2 separate regions of the Homo sapiens genome follow, and region 2 is linked to region 1. The links are chromatin loops, found by intact Hi-C in ENCODE. Cell type or tissue: PC-3. All regions are shown on one strand. Links, peaks and the distances in the headings refer to the core of each region. The heading gives the core; the rest is flanking DNA.

Region 1 (2,922 bases), core at 242-2,741:
TCTGCTTGTTACCCAGTCCCAAAGTTGCTTTCACATATTTGGGTTCTTTACAGCAGCACCCCACTTCCGGTACCAATTTACTGTATTAGTCTGTTCTCACACTGTTAATTAAGACATACCTGTGACTGGTTAATTTATAGAGGAAAGGAGGTTTAATGGACTTAGAGTTCTACATGGTTGGGGAGGCCTCACAATCATGCCGGAAGGCAAAGGAGGAGCAACAGCACGCTTTACATGGCGGCAGACAAGTGAGCTTGTGCAGGGGAACTGCCCTTTATAAATCCATCAGATCTCTTGAGACTTACTCACTATCATGAGAACAGCATGGGAAAACCCACCCCCGTGATTCAGTTATCTCCCAGCAGGTCACTCCCACAACACGTGGGGATATGGGAGCTGCCATTCAAGAAGAGATATGGGTGGGGACAGAGCCAAACCACATCAGAGATGTTCCCTGGATTTCTTCTATCTGGATGTCTACCTCTCTAGCAAGATTAGGGAAATTTTCTTGAGCTATTCCCTCAATTACATTTTCCAGGTTGTTTACTTTTTCTCCCTTCTCAGGAATGCCAATAATGTGTAGGTTTGGTCACTTTAAGTAATTCTGTGTTTCTTGAAGATTTTGTTCATTAAAAATTTTTTTTCTATATTTTTGTCTGTCTGGGTTAGTTCAAAAGACTGGTCTTCAGGCTCTGAAATTCTTTATTCTGTTTGGCCCAGTCTATTGGTAAAGTTTCAATTGTATTTTGAAATTCCATGAGTGTTTCAATTCCAGAAGCTCTGATTGATTTATTGTTAAGATTTCTTCCTTCATTTCCTGGGTGGCTTTAGAAGTTTCTGTGTGCTAATTTTCAACTCCGTTTTGCATCTTGTCGAGCTCCCTTTGTAGCAGGAAGAGCTGCAGACAAAACCCCTCGAAACACCGAGTTTAGGAAAGAAAGGGCTTTATTTGGCCGGGAGTGTCAGCAGTCTTATTCTCAAAAAACCAAGCTCCCTGAGTGAGCAATTCCTGTCCCTTTTAAGGGCTTACAGTTCTAAAGGGGTCTGTGTGAGAGGGTCGTGATTGATTGAGCAAGCAGTGGGTATGTGACTGGGGCCTGCATGCACCAGTAATCAGAATGGAACAGAACAGGACAGGGATTTTCACGATGCTTTTCCATACAATGTCTGAAATCTATAGATAACACAAGCAGTTAAGTCAGGGGTTGATTTTTAACTACCAGGCCCAGGGCATGGCACCGGGCTGTCTTCTTGTGGATTTCATTTCTGCCTTTTAGTTTTTACTTTTTTCTTTGGAGGCAGAAATTGAGCATAAGACAATATGAGGGTCTCCTCCCTTACCTTGAAATCCATGCCTACATATCTTACCTGTCATTTCTGAGTTTCTGTTTTGGTCAGGGACCATTGCTGGAGAGCTACTGGGATCCTCTGGAGGTGTCCCTACGTTCACATTTTTCATGGCACCAAAATTCTTCTGCTGGCTCATCTGGAGATGCTGGCACTTCTAATTTTTGTAATTATTTTCTTGCAGGTAGGATTTTTCTCTTCTTTCTCCGTAATATTATCTTTTAATCCCTCCCCCACCCCCTGGTAGGGGGCTGTGACTGTTGTGAGTACTAGGTGGGGTCTTTTGGCTTTGCCTCTAGAGCCTTATGCACTTCTGTCGGCAGGTTTTATATCGGGGTGTGCAGTTTGACCCACAAGCCAGTAGATGGTGTGTATGGGTAGGAGTGGCTGTGGCCACTGGGGCTGGGTATATCCTGGATCTTTGTTTACTGGGAGAAGCTTTCTGTTGCCTTAGGCAATGGGCTGATACTTGGAGTGCACAGAGGTCTGAGCTCCCTGCTCAGCCCAGAGGTGGGGTGGGGAGGAGGGGGTTGTAGGGGTGCAGGGCTAGACTGGACGGGTCCACCACCAGGTCCTCCGTTGGCCAGCACAATCACCAGCACCAAGGGAGAACCCAGGGGGCGGCCACTAGGTACACAGAGGTGGGCCCAGGTGTGGAGCTGGGAAACCTTCTCGGCCCCAAGCCTAACTGTGTTCTTAATTTTCAAGGTAATTTTGGCTATTCTAGGTCTTTTGTATTTCCATGTAAGCTTTAGTGGCAGCTTGTCGTTTCCTGCCGGGGTTCTGATCGGGATTGCAGGGAATCTATACACCCACTGGGTAGGACTGATATTGGGTAGGACCGACATTGGGTAGGACTGACATTGCGTAGGACCGACATTGGGTAGGACCGACATTGCGTAGGACCGACATTGCGTAGGACCGACATTGGGTAGGACCGACATTGCGTAGGACCGACATTGGGTAGGACCGACATTGGGTAGGACCGACATTGCGTAGGACCGACATTGGGTAGGACTGACATTGCGTAGGACCGACATTGCCTAGGACCGACATTGCGTAGGACCGACATTGGGTAGGACCGACATTGCGTAGGTCCAACATTGGGTAGGACTGACATTGCGTAGGACCGACATTGCCTAGGACCGACATTGCGTAGGACCGACATTGGGTAGGACCGACATTGCGTAGGACCGACATTGCCTAGGACCGACATTGCGTAGGACCGACATTGGGTAGGACCGACATTGCGTAGGACCGACATTGGGTAGGACCGACATTGGGTAGGACCGACATTGCGTAGGACCGACATTGGGTAGGACTGACATTGCGTAGGACCGACATTGCCTAGGACCGACATTGCGTAGGACCGACATTGGGTAGGACCGACATTGCGTAGGTCCAACATTGGGTAGGACTGACATTGCGTAGGACCGACATTGCCTAGGACCGACATTGCGTAGGACCGACATTGGGTAGGACGGACATCTTGACGGTATTAGGTCCTCTGATTCTCTATTTAGGTCTTAATGTCACTGTTTCACTTAATTTCAGTGTTTGGTAGTCAACATACTC
Region 2 (2,922 bases), core at 308-2,807, 560 kb after region 1:
AAATTATAATCTTTAACCAAACTGGAAATAAACTTCCTTAGAGCTGTATGTTACACACTTGAGGTAAAAATTTCACATACACAAGGATAACAGAACCAGTTGTCAGGACGAGCATTTGACAAGTAAAAGCAATTCTTGCAAAGCTGCAGTTCATCCAGCTGAAAAAGAAAAGAAACTACTTTAGCCTACATAAAATATACATACACATTAAACTATATAAAATGTATCCATGTAAATTAACATTCACGTATATAAATAGTGTTGAATTTTGTTTCTTAATCTTTTAAGCCTAAATTTTAAAGTTTTCAATAAATGGTACTGGAAGACCCTGTCACTGTCCTCTTAGAACCATGTCGCTGGTCTCAGGCCACAGTTGGAACAGAAGCTGAGGCTGGTCTGACTGGGCCCTGCCCGGACCTCACTGGTTAGCACTTCAGACTGAATATTCCTCAGGAAGGTAACAATATCTGCTGCCAATCACAGCAGTCCTTACCTTTGCCTCATGTATGTCAAACATGAAAATAAAAGACCTTTTTTTGTTTTGTTTTGAGACAGAATCTCATTTTGTCACCAGGCTGGGGTGCAGTGGCGCAATCTTGGCTCACTGCAACCTCCACCTTCCACGTTCAAGCGATTCTCCTGCCTCAGCCTCCCGAGTAGCTGGGACTACAGGCGTACACCACCACACCCAGCTAATTTTTGTATTTTTAGTAGAGACAGGGTTTCACCATGTTGGCCAGGATGGTCTCGATCTCTTGATCTCGTGATCCGCCCAACTTGGCCTCCCAAAGTGCTGGGATTACAGGCGTGAGCCCCCACGCCCGGCAATAAAAGACATTTAAAGGAAATGGCACAACTAAAATGTAGATAAGAGTGGAATCCTGAAATAAATTAATTTCAGTTATAGAAAGAGTATAACTATTGGGCAATGAATAGTACCTCATGACATGTGTCTTTATATAGCATCCTCGCAATGTCAGCTTGCTCACTGTCTGCTGTAATTAAAAATAGATATTACCTATAAGCAATAGTCTGCAAATACAAGACTCAAAGTTACTATCCTTTTCTTTCAGTTTGCAAAAGTAGACATCTACCATTTCAAACCAAAATGTCCATTTAAAATAACGATAGCAAAATAAAATTACACAGGCAGCTTTTGTTTTCCATCCAATACAACCACTAATTCTCAGGGTATAGAGAATGACCTTACCTTTGGATGATGTGGTACTAGTGGGGAAATGATCAGAATTAATCATAGTGCTTATTAAAAACCTCTCAGCTAAAACAAATACATATAAAACTGTAAAGAGTAATTGTGTTTTCATCATTTAGTATACTATGATTTTGTTTTTGGCCAGTCCATTCTATAATCTATATCACCAGATATTCCTAACCTTATACTCTAAACTTGTAGATCATTAAGGTATTAATTCTTTGAAAGTAATGTTTTATAAAAGATAGTGTTCAACATGGAATGTAAATGGTGTGTTTAAAAATGCATACAAAAAAAACAAAAATATTCAACCTCCATAGAAAATCACGGTATTGTGGAGAAGCAATTGGGCATCAGCTTTGAACTCTTCATAACTTCGGTATTTCCCTTCATTCACTTTCTGCAGAGGGCAAAAAACAGAATGACGAAAAGAGTTACCAGTAAAAATACTTGTCTGGACTAAGTTCACAGGACAAGCAGTCTTTTCTAGGATGACATCAGGATGACTACTGCCATCCCACAGTATTGACAGAGAATGTGTGTAAAAGAAGCCAACAACGCCACCTGCGGTTTTAATAATATAGTATAATGAAGCATGGCAGGTCAGATATCCCGCAGCCACAAAGACACTACATTAATTTATCAGAGTGAACTTTAATGGCTTGAACATCTCATTTGACAATAATGTAGAAAGCTGCTGCTAAGCTTGGTAGTGCACGAATGCTTGGGCCAGTGTGGGCGGTGAGACCCTAAGCACACACCTGTCATTCTTTACAACACAGGAGGATCGAGATTGAAAACAGAACTGTTAGCCTCTGTGACAGTTTACCATAACTACTAAGATATATTTATAGTTCTGAATTGGGGCTAGGAATTGGTTTATAAATAATTTTAAAATAACATCTCAGGTGTCCCTGTCTGTGACAAATCTTAGAGGATTTCAACAGGAAGGAACCTGCATGAGTAAAGGCAGTGGGGAAGAAGGGGCGTCTGGGTTCTTACATATTCTGTAGAGGTCTTACAGTTTAGAAGGGGCTATGGCTGGGGGTAGGAGGTAAAATTAAAACTACTTGGTTTTGTTCCAGGATTTACCAGTTACTTTAAGGGAAAAACCTTCATTTACCCTTATCTTATATTGAAATAATACAGCCACAGTCTTTCTTGGGTACTAAAGAAACTTGTGGCCGGGCGCGGTGGCTCACGCCTGTAATCCCAGCACTTTGGGAGGCCGAGGCGGGCAGATCACGAGGTCAGGAGATCGAGACCATCCTGGCTAAAACGGTGAAACCCCGTCTCTACTAAAAATACAAAAAATTAGGTGGGCGTGGTGTCGGGCGCCTGTAGTCCCAGCTACTCGGGAGGCTGAGGCAGGAGAATGGCGTGAACCCGGGAGGCAGAGCTTGCAGTGAGCCAAGATCACACCACTGCACTCCAGCCTGGGCGACAGAGTGAGACTCCGTCTCAAAAAAAAAAAGAAAAGAAACTTGTAAGATGATTTAAAATTATTCCTGTGGTCTCCCTATAGGCTATAATGACCAAGCGTTAAGATTTTAAATTTCCAACATGACACATGAGGTGCAAAATCAGTAATTCAGTAACCCTGACTGCAAATATGTCTACGTGTTCTACTGGATGTTGTTGCAATTTGTTACTGGACGTGAACAAACTAACAATCCTCAGCTATAGTTGGTAAAATTAAGACCTTTAAG

What was found. A loop is a pair of places that touch in the nucleus more often than their neighbours do. Peaks named below come from ENCODE experiments on the same cell type or tissue, not always from the same donor. Only the 100,000 strongest peaks of a DNase experiment are listed, where the experiment ranks them.
Region 2: a loop joins it to region 1, with 18 times the contacts of the local background. A loop is called at or near these places in 4 of 110 quality-filtered maps.

The regions. Positions count from the first base shown.
Region 1 is chr10:793,562-796,483 of GRCh38, reverse strand. No RefSeq gene overlaps it. Among named protein-coding and RNA genes, the nearest start is that of DIP2C, 110 kb to the right of the region's middle. In PC-3, for the core only: a CTCF peak has its summit at 1,708; no DNase peak of the experiment used is centred there.
Region 2 is chr10:238,129-241,050 of GRCh38, reverse strand. It overlaps ZMYND11 (zinc finger MYND-type containing 11), which reads right to left. Exons shown (of 15, transcript NM_001370100.5): 7 at 1,526-1,613; 8 at 940-995; 9 at 81-158. Among named protein-coding and RNA genes, the nearest start is that of ZMYND11, 100 kb to the right of the region's middle. In PC-3, for the core only: a CTCF peak has its summit at 1,779; a DNase peak (open chromatin) is centred at 1,730; H3K27ac peaks cover 771 bases.